3 separate regions of the Homo sapiens genome follow, and regions 1 and 3 are each linked to region 2. A link is a contact called in ENCODE Hi-C or POLR2A ChIA-PET data. All regions are on one chromosome and are shown on one strand. Each heading gives the region's core, a stretch centred on a gene start or an enhancer-like site at or near the end of the contact. The rest is flanking DNA. Distances are from core to core; before and after follow the strand shown. Region 1 overlaps CDC123 (cell division cycle 123). Region 2 holds the start of DHTKD1 (dehydrogenase E1 and transketolase domain containing 1). Region 3 overlaps CDC123 (cell division cycle 123).

What was found. A loop is a pair of places that touch in the nucleus more often than their neighbours do. ChIA-PET counts read pairs that join two places held with the same protein, here RNA polymerase II (POLR2A). Pooled maps may share reads with other maps.
Region 1: a loop to region 2 is called in a pooled map, with 4 times the contacts of the local background. The contact joins the enhancer-like site here to the promoter of DHTKD1 in region 2. A Hi-C loop is called at or near these places in 5 of 50 pooled maps. POLR2A ChIA-PET finds 5 or more read pairs at or near these places in 5 of 52 experiments (Caco-2, OCI-LY7, activated T-cell and 2 more).
Region 3: a pooled map shows a loop between it and region 2 (4-fold over the local background). The contact joins the enhancer-like site here to the promoter of DHTKD1 in region 2. A Hi-C loop is called at or near these places in 5 of 50 pooled maps. POLR2A ChIA-PET finds 5 or more read pairs at or near these places in 2 of 52 experiments (WTC11 and activated CD4-positive, alpha-beta T cell).

The regions. Positions count from the first base shown.
Region 1 is chr10:12,212,216-12,216,505 of GRCh38, forward strand. It overlaps CDC123 (cell division cycle 123), which reads left to right. Exons shown (of 13, transcript NM_006023.3): 5 at 3,525-3,620. Among named protein-coding and RNA genes, the nearest start is that of CDC123, 18 kb to the left of the region's middle. Within about 2 kb of position 2,661, at least 7 of the 41 ENCODE cell types and tissues checked have a DNase peak (open chromatin) inside an H3K27ac peak, as active enhancers do; they include OCI-LY7, where a contact is called at or near this core.
Region 2 is chr10:12,066,490-12,070,233 of GRCh38, forward strand. It overlaps DHTKD1 (dehydrogenase E1 and transketolase domain containing 1), which reads left to right and starts at 2,465. Exons shown (of 17, transcript NM_018706.7): 1 at 2,465-2,698. The coding sequence starts at 2,545. RefSeq lists silencers at 2,491-2,540, 2,641-2,800.
Region 3 is chr10:12,240,329-12,244,325 of GRCh38, forward strand. All of the region lies in intron 10 of CDC123 (cell division cycle 123), which reads left to right. Among named protein-coding and RNA genes, the nearest start is that of CDC123, 46 kb to the left of the region's middle. Within about 2 kb of position 1,628, at least 14 of the 41 ENCODE cell types and tissues checked have a DNase peak (open chromatin) inside an H3K27ac peak, as active enhancers do.

The DNA.
Region 1 (4,290 bases), core at 1,411-3,910, 150 kb after region 2:
CCTGGTAGCAGTGAGCACGCCTGATGCCTTGATCTTGGTTTCTAAATACCATTCTCCACTAAACAAAATTGAAGCTTCTTGGAGATATTCTGGACTGGGATTGGGAAAGTAAAAATGAGCCTGCAACAACTTGTGCCAGAAACTGTGGAAGTGCTGAAACAATGATGTGACATGACAAAAAGATGCCAGAAGCTAGCTTTGGGCTCTCACTGTCTAAAAATATGAGCATCATAACAAATAGAGTTTGAGTATTCTTAATCCCCAAATTCAAAATTGAAAATGCTCCAAATTCCAAAACTTTTTAAAAAGACTGACTATCACTGTGTTGCCCAGGCTGCACTCAAACTTCTGGGCTCAAGTGATCCTTCTGCTTCAGCTTCCTGAGTAGCAGGTACTGCAGGTGTGTGCCAGCATGCTTAGCTCCCAAAACTTTACGAGCACTAACATGACACCACAAGTGGAAAATTCCACACCTGACCTCATGTGACAGGTACAGCCACAATGCAGGTGCACAACCCAGCTCATTCAGCCTCCCCAAGGGAAAAATGAAATTACCTTCAGGCCGTGTGCATAAGGTGTATATGAAACGTAAATGACTTTTGTGTTTAGATTTGGGTCCCATCCCCATTATGTATATGCAAATATTCTGAAATCCAAAACACTTCTGGTCTTACCCATTTTGGATAAGGGATACTCTATGTGAAGTATAAGAATAGGTTATGACCTATTGACTAAAATAAGAATTGCTGATCCCATAGTGACATACATAAGTGATTAAATAAGTGGGGAAAAAAGGAAGCTTGTCTTTATAGTACTAAAGGCACTAACTAATACATGTAGTAGGAATGATGGAATTAGGAATTACTATTTGGCAACCATTGTAATAATATTTGATTGAATAGATGCTAAAATTAGTGGGTGAATATACAGTGAGAAAGAGGATAGTTCCATCTTTTCTAAGTATCTTCACCCAAATTACTTACTGTTTGCGCAAAGAAAAATAGTAATGTTACAATGCAAAGACCTGGCAGCCAAGTGATCAGTATTAACCTTGTCAGTGATGGGACAGACCTGTCATGTGTGCCTCCTGATACGATGCATGGGAAGGACACCACCTGTCACAGCTGCGCAGCCTGAGTCTGCTTGGGAGGAGACATCCAACAGACTCAACTTTTAGAAATTGTATAGAGTAGTTGCCCTGAACTTTTCAAAAACGTCAAGGTCATAAATGGTAAGAACAACAGAGAGAGGAACTGCCACAGATTGAAGAAGATTAAAGGGACCTGACAACTAGATTTAGTCCATGATTCTGGCTAGACTGGATGCCTGGACCAGAAAAAAAGTTTCAGTTTTTTTTTTTTCTGTAGAAGACGTTACTAGGACACTTGGCAAATTTTGAATAAGATCTGTATTGTGTCAGTGTTAGTTCCGTGATTTTGATAGATAATTTATAGAAAATGGTAAAATCATGACTCATATAAAACTCTTTAATGCGTGTTGAAGATGTTATTTAACTCATGAGGGAACCAGACAGATTGTTAGAACTGGTTCAAAAGAGAATCCAAAGAAAAGATATATTTTTAGATCAGGAATATTGAAATGAGTATGTAAATGAGGCAAAACTGGTTTTGCCTCCCTGCAGTATGGGAGAAAAGACAATTGGACCTCTTCCAGATGAGATAGAAATTGCCTGTCCGTAAGAATTAGTTCATGTCACTATCACTTACCTAGAATTTGCCAAGTTGTAAAGTAGCTCACAGACCTGGCTAAAAACAGATAACCTAGAAGGTTGTGCTGTATGTAAACAGTACATAGTCTTCCACTTAAGACTGTGCATAAACTTTTTATAATTTAAATTTGTTTTAGGATTCTTATGGCAGGTTATCCTAAAGTTGAATAATTTTGAGGATTTGAGGGGACTGATCACATCTTTTAAAAGGCATACATGAAAAGTAATCCTTAGATGTCAAGCTTTATGGGATAGGAAAATTAAATTGCTTTGTCTTTGAAAGTTGAATTCTTTCCCGTTGTAAAGTTTGTGCAACAATGCCGTTCATAGGAAATACTGCCAGTGCCCATCTCACAGAAGTGGGGTTTATGGCTAGAGCGGTAGGGGAGCCAAGTCAGCCGCTTCAGGCAATTATAAGGAAATGCCCTCACATAAATCATAATTGCTTTGGATGGGGAGAGATGAATGGAAAATAAAGGACTCAGTGCTGCTGTTCATTTTGAAAACCTCTCTAAATTACTCTAGTCTCATTTCATGTATCTAAGCTGAAGTCGTCTAGTGGAAGATAGATAGTTATTAACCAGTCTAGAGGTCAGATTTATCTGTAACAGAAAGAAAGGCAGCCTAATTGGACCTTAAGCTCTCGTTTTTATTCCCTAGCCTTTTGCTCAAAGCTGTTTCTTGTTTTGGGGGATATATGACCATGTTTTAAAACTCATTTCTTTGGTCTTTTCTCAGACTCTTGTCACAGTTTTTTCTCTCGCATAGCTGGGTTAGATCTTGGGGATCCACATAACTATTTGATGTCATCTTGGAATGTGTAGTTTAGTTAATTCAAGATGTAGTCTGTCTTTTTTTTTTCCTAGGGAAGAAGTTGATTACTGGATTTTTTCAGAACTTATAGTTGCCCGATAGGGGGCAGCAATCCTCTTTACAGGGTATAAATGAAAATTAATGACTGCGTGGAGAATCTGTTAATGTTTTTGTTTTTTTATGTCTCTTGAGGGCCCTACTTCCCCCTCTCTTACTTACCTTTTTTTCTTTCTTATGTCCATAAGCTCCTGTGATAGTGACCTAGGCTCAAGGCAGGACATAATGACATCAGGCTTAAGTTCCTGTTTAACAGCAGTATTTCTATTCACTTCCGGGTCGAAACAAACACAGAACGTTTTGGTCACTAGCTTATATAAAATATGCATTTTAAAAATCATCCAAACAGGAAAGAACGTTTTACCTTGACTAAGGTTCACATTTTGAGTTTTGCTTGTTTTAAAACTTGTCTGGAAATAGCAGTGTTTAAATACAGTTTGCCACATCATTTATTTTTCATTCTCTCCGTGGCTTTGGGGAATACCATATGGCTAAGACTCTTCCTGCAAGTGGAAGGGCTTCTAGCTCTTCAAGTAGGGATGTTATTTCTGACAACTAGAGTATTGCTACAGGTGATATTCCACCTGTCTATTTTCTCTTGATGAATGCTGGTTTTATGTCGGTGTACAGAGAACCATTCACTCCTTCCTCACATCCTCAGAAGCCTAGTGACTTGTGTCATTTCAGCTTTGCAGGCTTTGATTGTCTGGAAAATGCCATTTAAGCAGCTGATTATTTTATTTCTCTTTTTGGTAAATGTACTTTATCACTGATTTTATTTAGCTGGGTTCAGAAATTCTGATAGTAATTTGTATTCTAAATTCTGTTTTTAACACCCTAAACTATAACCTTGAGATTTTGATCTTGTTTTATATATATACTGTGATGATATTGACGTGCCCAATGATTTCTTCTCTCTCTGTAGGCACCAGAATTTCCTGAGTTTGCCACTAAAGTCCAGGAAGCTATCAATTCCCTCGGGGGCAGTGTCTTTCCTAAGCTTAATTGGAGTGCCCCAAGGGTAGGAACACATAAGTAATTCTCTTACTGTTTGAATATTCTTTGTTTTGCTGTTTATTTCATTTCATATCCCTACAGAGGGTCTAATTATATTCCTAATTCTAGGAAAAATACTGTGGAATTTATTATTAATTTCCCTCTACTGTTTTACTTTCCGGATTTTGCTATACACTTGCCTGGGTCTGTGAAATACTGTATATTCTGCCAAAAGGTAGTTTCCACGTCTTGTGTTGCTGATTGTTTTTGAATTCTGAGGAAATTCATACTCTGCCCTTTTCAAAACTTCAGCTGTTCAGTTTAACAGAGAAATTTTTCTTTGTTGAAAAGTAATAAAAATAAAAAAAGTAATAGTGTCATAGGCTATAGAAATAGAGTGGTTGGAGAAGTCAACTGATCTTTTCTTAAATTGTGTCTTATTATTTTAATACTGCATTGACAAGATTTTTATAAAAGTTAAGGCCTGTGGAAAAATCCGTTAGTTGTTTTAATCCAATAGAAAACAGTTTTGTATTAGCAAAGCTTATTTAAGGAATCAGAGACCTATTTGTAATTTCAAAAGTTATCTCATGCCTTTTTTATTCTAAAATGAATGATAATTTGTACTTAATCTAAGTTTTGTTTTTACTTTTATTATTTTTTCTTTTTTGTTTTTACTTCTAAAAATTAATTAT
Region 2 (3,744 bases), core at 1,215-3,714:
AATTTGCTGGGCATGGATGGCCGGGTGCAGTGGCTCACGTCTGTAATCCCAGCACTTTGGGAGGCCGAGGTGGGCGGATCACGAGGTCAGGAGATCGAGACCATCCTGGCTAACATGGTGAAACCTCATCTCTACTAAAAATACAAAAAATTAACTGGGTGTGGTGGTGGGCGCCTGTAGTCCCAGCTACTCGGGAGGCTGAGGCAGGAGAATGGCTGGAACCCGGAAGGCGGAGCTTGCAGTGAGCCGAGATCGCGCCATTGCACTCCAGCCTGGGCGATAGAGCGAGACTCTGTCTCAAAAGGAAAAAAAAAAAAAGATTAGCTGGGCGTGGTGGCGCATGCCTGTAATCACAGCTACTTGGGAGGCTAAGGCAGGAGAATCACTTGAACCTGGGAGGCGGAGGTTGCAGTGAGTGGAGATCTCGCCATTGCTCTCCAGCCTGGGCAACAAGAGAGAAACTCTGTCTCAAACAAACAAACAAACAAACAAAAACAACAGCAACAAAAATTAGCTGGGCGTGGTGGCAGGCGCCTGAAATCCCAGCTACTCGGGAGGCTGAGGCAGGGGAATTGCTTGAACCCGGGAGATGGAGGTTGCAGTGAGCCGAGATTGCCCTACTGCATTCCAGCCTGGGCGACAGAGCGAGACTCCGTCTCAAAAAAAAAAAAAAAAAAAAAAAAGGAAAAAAAAGACAAGCCCTTGCAAAACCAGGTCCAAACTAGCAAGATGGGGAGGCCACCAAAGTGTGGACCTAAGGGGTCCCAGCTACAGTAGCTGTGCTGGATGACGCTCCTGTGCTTGCAGGGGGCACTTACATGTGCCTACATTATATAATCTATCATCCTGTGTGCTGAGTTCTATCTACAGCTAGACTGGGAACTAAGGGCAGAAACTGTGCCTTATTAATCTTTGTAACCCAGCAGAGTGCTTTATGAGTGTACTGGTTGAATGAGTAAGAAGGAGGATGTCTTGGGCTTGTATGTATAATATTCCTAGGAGTTTGGGGTATAGCTGCACAGCTTACTGGAACGAAGGATGACTAACCAGGTAAGGATGCAGACTCTCTCTCCTACCATACTGGCAAAGTTAAAAGTAAGCCACAGAAAAAAAATCATTTGGGAAACTCACTCAGAGACAGACCAACTAATCGTTCATGTCCAGTTTCTTTTGACTCTTATCCCTTTCTTCCCTGCTCCCTTTACCCTATTTCCTTCTTTCTCTCTTAATGTTTTTTGTTTGTTTGTGAGACAGAGTCTCGCTCTGTCGCCCAGGCTGGAGTGCAGTGGGCACGATCTTGGCTCACTGCAACCTCTGCCTCCAGGGTTTAAGCGATTCTTCTGCCTCAGCCTCCCGAGTAGCTGGGACTACAGGCACCCGCCACCACACTCGGCTAATTTTTGTATTTTTAGTAGAGACGGGGTTTCACCATAGTAGCCATGATGGTCTCGAACTCCTGACTTCGTGATCCGCCCTCCTTGGCCTCCCAGAGGGCCTCCCAGAGTGTTGGGATTACAGGCATGAGCCACTGCAGCCTGTTTTGTTTTTTTTTTTTTGTTCGTTTGTTTGTTTGTTTTTGTTCTGTTTTTTTTGAGACGGAGTTTCGCTCTTGTTGCCCAGGCTGGAGTGCAATGGCGCCATCTCAACTCACCGCAACCTCCACCTCCCGGGTTCCAGCGATTTTCCTGTCTCAGCCTCCCGAGTAGCTGGGACCACAGGCACCCACCACTACGCCTGGCTAATTTTGTATTTTTAGTAGAGACGAGGTTTCTCCACGTTGGTAAGACTGGTCTCGAACCCCCGACCTCAGGTGATCCGCCCGCCTCGGCCTCCCAAAGTGCTGGGATTACAGGCGTGAACCACCGCGCCCGACCTAATTTTTGTATTTTTAGTAGAGATGGGTTTTCGCCATGTTGGACAGGTTGGTCTCAAACTCCTGACCTCAGATGATCCTCCCGCTGTGGCCCCCCAAAGTGTTAGGATTACAGGCGTGAGCCACCGCGCCCGGCCTCTGTTAATGTTTCTTAAGAAAACAAAAAAATTAGGGGTATTGATTTTGTAGCTGCGCTAAGTAACCTTTGCTTTTTGCGTCCCTTGGTCTCAGTCCTAGCCATTTCCTATCCACCCTGTGGCTAATTTGTCCTTTCTGTAACAGACACCCTAGACTGTGTCTATGCGGTTGGGCAGAGGCGTGATGGGTAAACACTCCTGGCGGGAGACTACAGGCGCTGCAGCTACATCCTGTTTCGTACTGGGAGCAGGTGCCGCCCCGCGGAACACTTACTTGCCCCGCCCTGCGGTGGAGCAGGGCGGTCTCAGCCGCCGGAACCGCCCTGGAAGCCCGCCCCAATCCTGGGCGTCGCTTCGCTGTGAGTGCCGCTGCCACGGATTGGCTTCCAGGGTCCGGCCCGTCGGCCAATCAGGCGCGGGGGCGTTGTCTGGGGGCGGGGCTCCGGCCGCCTCTGACGAGTCCCGGATTTACCAGGGCCGGTGGGATCCCCTCGGGCTCCCGCCTTAGCATGCTGGCCGGGACATCTGGTGAACATGGCCTCTGCTACTGCGGCAGCAGCACGACGGGGCCTCGGCCGGGCTCTCCCTCTCTTCTGGCGTGGCTACCAGACCGAGCGGGGCGTTTACGGCTACCGGCCGAGGAAGCCCGAGAGCCGCGAGCCCCAGGGCGCCCTGGAGCGCCCCCCAGGTCGGGGATGGGGCCCGGGCGGTGGGAGCGGGGGCTGGGACGCAGAAGCCTCCCCTGGCCGATTTGCGGTGGGGTGTCGGGGTCGGGGAACCGGCTGCCGGCCTGAACGCGCGGCCGGTGGGGAGGAGGGGGAGGTGAGGGGAGCAGAGGGTAGGTGTGGGTGCTCAGTGTTGGGGTCATCCCCCGTCCATCCTCTGTAACTGAGGATCTTTGAGGTCCACGCTTGGGTGGTCTTCCCATCTTGCTGGTCCGGACCTGGTTTCGGAAGGGCTTTTCTTTCCTTTGTTGGAAACGTGTGAGAAACTCTTTTTTTCTTTCTCTTTTTGTTTCCTTTTTTTTTTTTTTTTTTTTTTGAGACGGAGTCTCGCTCTGTGGCCCAGGCTGGAGTGCAGTGCTGCGACCACAGCTCCCTGCAGCCTCGAACTCCTGGGCTCAGGCTATCCTTCCACCTCAGCGTCCCGAGTAGCTGGGGACACAGAGGGATGACCACGCCCAGCTTTTTTTTTTTTTTTTTTTTTTTTTTCATTTTTAGTAGAGATGGGGTCCCACCATGTTGCCCAGGCTGGTCTTGAACTCTTGAGCTCAAGCTGATCCTGCAGCCTCGGCCTCCCAATGTGTTGGGATTACAGGCTGAGCCACTGCACCCAGCCTAGAAAACCAGCTCTTTAATGAGGCGGAGCTGTGGGAGAAGTAAAGTTTTAAGGTCTCCCAAGGATACATTTCCAGGACCATCTCTGAGGCTTCTTTTATGTGAGCAGGTGGGGGGGTCCAAGACTGCATTGCTTGGGAGAAGTGGGCAGTTAGTTCCAGTCTTGGAAGACAGCATGATATTTATTATGTATTTGTCTCCTTGTAGCTAGTCTGTTACTTTAATTTCAGAGTTTAACTCTTAACTCTGCTGAATTTGGAACTATGTGCTGGTGGGGTTTCTTTCTTTTCCTTTTAGCCACTCTATTGACACCTTGATATGTGCTGGTGGTTTTAATGAATTAACAGTCATGAATATCAGCTTTTGGAACTTCTGTTGCATGCTCATTTGCGAGACT
Region 3 (3,997 bases), core at 378-2,877, 170 kb after region 2:
ACCTACACACAAGCAGAATATTTCTCATTCTCTCTCCGTGCTTAGATCAGCCTCATTGTAAGTGAGACAGTCATTTGAATCTGAATCACCTTTGGACATCTTCGAATCATCTTTGGACAAAAAGATATGGCCCATATGATCATGTCCCAGAATAACTGTTAACTGTTCATTTAACTCTTACGTCAAAAGACATCACTATATTTTCACCTCTTTGTCTTCAAAGATGATGGTGTCTGTTAAGAGTTACTAGAAAGAGGGGCTTTAGGCCATTGTTGTGGCTCACGCCTGTATTTTCAGCATTTTGGGAGGCTGAGGTGGGAGGATGGCTTGAGCCCAGGAGTTTGAGATCAGCCTGGGCTTAACATAATGAGACCTCGTCTCTACATAAAAATTAGCCAGGTGTGGTGGTTTGTGCCTGTAGCCCCAGCTACTCCCGGGAGCTGAGTTGGGAGGATCGCTTGAGACTGGGAGGTTGAGGCTGCAGTGAGCCATGATCATACATGTCATGCCTAGCAGTGAACACCAGGTTGTGTCTGGTCTTCTGCAGTCTGCCATGGTGAATAATCCCGTACGTGTGTCATTTCACACGCTGCAGGTGAATCTACAGGGTGAATTCCTAGAAGCGGGATTGCTGGCTCAAAAGTGAAATGTATTTTAATGTTGCAGTTTACCCTCGGTAGAGGTTACACCTGACCAGATCCCCCCAGGAATGCATCACAGTACCTGCAGGCTTCCTCAGAGCTTGCCTTTACAATATAGGGTTACACTCTTCAGGGTTTTTGGGGTTTCGTAGAGAAATGATGTTTCAGTATAATTTCTACTTCTATTTTTCTTAGTAAGTGAGGATGAAGTTTATCTTTTCATATATTTAAGGGTCGTTTCTGTGAACCATTGCTTCATGTCTTTTTCACTTTTTTCTATTGTCTCATTTTCCTCAAAATAGAGGCACTGTTTATGTATTACAGAGATTAGGCCTTTGTCATTAGTCTTTTCCTGTGAACGAGATCACATAGATTATTTGTTTCTTTTCTGGCTTTTGAATTTCAGCCATCATTTTAAAAAATACTTCCCCATGGTTTTTGTCCAGTTCTTTTGTAACTTCTTGTTCTCCATTTCAATATTGGATGTTTGGCTTTTGTTCCTTTGCGTGTTTGGTATGCGATATGGATCCCCCTTAGTCTTTTTGTCTAGCATCAATATATTTATTTTATACTGTCCTTCAGATTGATGATGATTTCCAGAGTTCTTGGGGCTTTAATGCCTGTTGCGTTTACAGACTCTCATCCGGGTTGGTTGTTTCTTTTTTGTTTTGTAAATCAGTTTATTTATTTACTTTGAGTTCATCTTCAGTGAGCTTGTTCTTTTTGTTTGTTCTTTTGTTTGTGAGAATCCCAAAGATCCAAAATTTTGGGTTTTTCATTTGCTTCTACCATGTTCCTCAAAACTCATTCAGAGAAGAACAGTCATTGTGTCCTGCCCTGTCATTAGAACTGTCTCCTCACACTCCCTTTCCTGAGACTGTCGCCTTCTGGAGTTTGTGTCTGAGTTCTGATTCCCTTCCTGTGGCCAGGCTGCTAGGAGACCCTCCCACGGGTTCCCACAGCACTAGAGTTGATAGGCTTAGTTCTGTTCTTCGGGTTCTTGTTTCTGGCCCCGGGGGATTTCCCGGTCTTTCTCATAATCTCAATTACACTTTTAAACGGCTTGTCGTAGCATGTGTTTCATCCTGTTTGGAACAGCAAGCCTTGAGAGTTACATAGCTGGCTGTATTTCAGGAGCCCTCACATATCTCACACTCCAGCCAAAATAACCTATTCCCGCAACAGGCGGTCGTGGCGTGGCCTCTGTACGTGAGAGCCGTCGTTCTTGTTAAGTGGTCCGCTTTTCCTGCCAACACCACCCTCCTCCCAGGGCATCTCTGTTATCCCTCAGGTGCCCAGGTCCTTTGGGAAGCATTTCCAGCCTTCCCTCGCACATGTAGGCAGGCTCTCCTGTGTGCCTCTCCGCTCTCACAGTTCCCTGTTCTTGCCTCTCTTGAAGCAAAATACCCTGCACATTGCCATTGTTGGATGGCTTTTGGTTCTGTTTTGGGGAAGTGGAGATGTGTGTTCTGCTCAAGCCTGAGCTCTTGGAAGGAGTCGATTTTGTGTTACGATCTTCATGCCCAGTGCCTAACACAGTGTCTGGTCCCTAGAGCTTGATCGGGGCAGGGAGACAGTCAGCTGGTACAAGGACAGTTAGTCCGACTGCTCTTTGCTTATTGGATTGCCTCAAAGCAGAATTAACTTCTCAGGCTGTTTGTGCTTGAGATGTCACATGAAAACATGTTATGGCCGGGCGTGGTGGCTCACACCTGTAATCTCAGCACTTTAGGAGGCTGAGGCAGGCAGGTCACCTGAGATCAGGAGCTCAAGACCAGCCTGGCCAACATGGTGAAACCCCGTCTCTACTAAAAATACAAAAGTTAGTCAGGCACAGTGGCAGGCGCCTGTAATCCCAGCTACTTGGGAGGCTGAGGCAGGAGAACCACTTGAGCCCAGGAGGAGGAGGTTGCAATGAGCTGAGATCGCGCGACTGTACTCCAGCCTGGGCAACAGGGCGAGACTCTGTCTCAAAAAAAAAAAGTTATAAAATCCTGATCCTGATCCTCCTAGTTTATAGAAGTTACAGCTGGGTTTTTTTTAATTTACTTAAACTCTTTTTTTTTGTACTAGAGGATAGCTTCTGAGCTACAGAGTACACTACCAATTAACAGTGGTGGTTTGTTTTCATTTAAAAATGTGTTTTGGGCTGGGTACAGTGGCTCACGCCTGTAATCTCAGCACTTTGGGAGGCCTAGGCGGGCAGATCACCTGAGTTTAAGAATTGGAGACCAGCCTGACCAACATGGTGACACCCCATCTCTACCAAAAATAGAAAATTAGCCAGGCGTGGTGGTGCATACCTGTAGTCCCAGCTACTTAGGAGGTGGAGGCAGGAGAATTGCATGAACCCAGGAAGGGGAAGTTGCAGTGAGCCGAGATCTCACCATTGCACTCCTGCCTGGGCAACAAGAGTGAAAAAAAAAAAAGGAAAAAATGTGGTTTGGTTTTTTGCATTGTGGCATATTCCTATATTAAAAGTGTGATTGTTTAAAAAAAAATGAGTTAGTTTTACTGACTATAAAAAGCCAAGTAGAGGCTGGGCACAGAGGGTCACGCCTGTAATCCCAACACTTTGGGAGGCTGAGGCAGGCAGATCACGAGGTCAGGAGATCGAGACCATCCTGACACAGTGAAACCCTGTCTCTACTAAAAATACAAAAAATTAGCTGGGCGTGATGGCGGACGCCTGTAGTCCCAGCTACTTGGGAGGCTGAGGCAGGAGAATCACTTGAACTCGGGAGGCGGAGGTTGTAGTGAGCAGAGATCGCACCACTGCACTCCAGCCTGAGTGACAGAGCGAGACTCCATCTCAAAAAAAAAAAAAAAGAAAGTCAAGTAGAAAAGATTTGGAGGTTAGAAAATGTCCATTTTGTATCATGACATATATTGAAGACATCTTAGCAGTATTCTCCAAAATAAAGTTGACATCATTACCAAGAAGTTGTTTGACGGCTGATACTGTTTCACATAGTTCCAGGAATGAAGAAGTGGGTGCCAAATGGAGGTGAGGAAACAACTCAAGCGGTGAGAAATTTGCAGGGCCTCTCCTGGGGCTTGTATAAAATGAGGAACTTACCTAAATGGGTTGTGCTGAAAACATCCTGCGAAAACATCCTGCGACAGGCCTGTGCCACTTAACTGGAGGTTCTGGTATTTGAAGCAAGTCCTAATTAGATGTTGCATCTTTCTTAACAGTTTGCTCTCGCTCAGCTGAGAAACAGTGCCAGATATTAGGCATGCTGGCTCAGCGGTCTTGTTGCTTGGAATTTCACAGACACACACCCGCTCAGGACATGGCGGCAACACATTTATAGAAAAAAACAAATTCATTATTAACCAGATGGCACAAATAT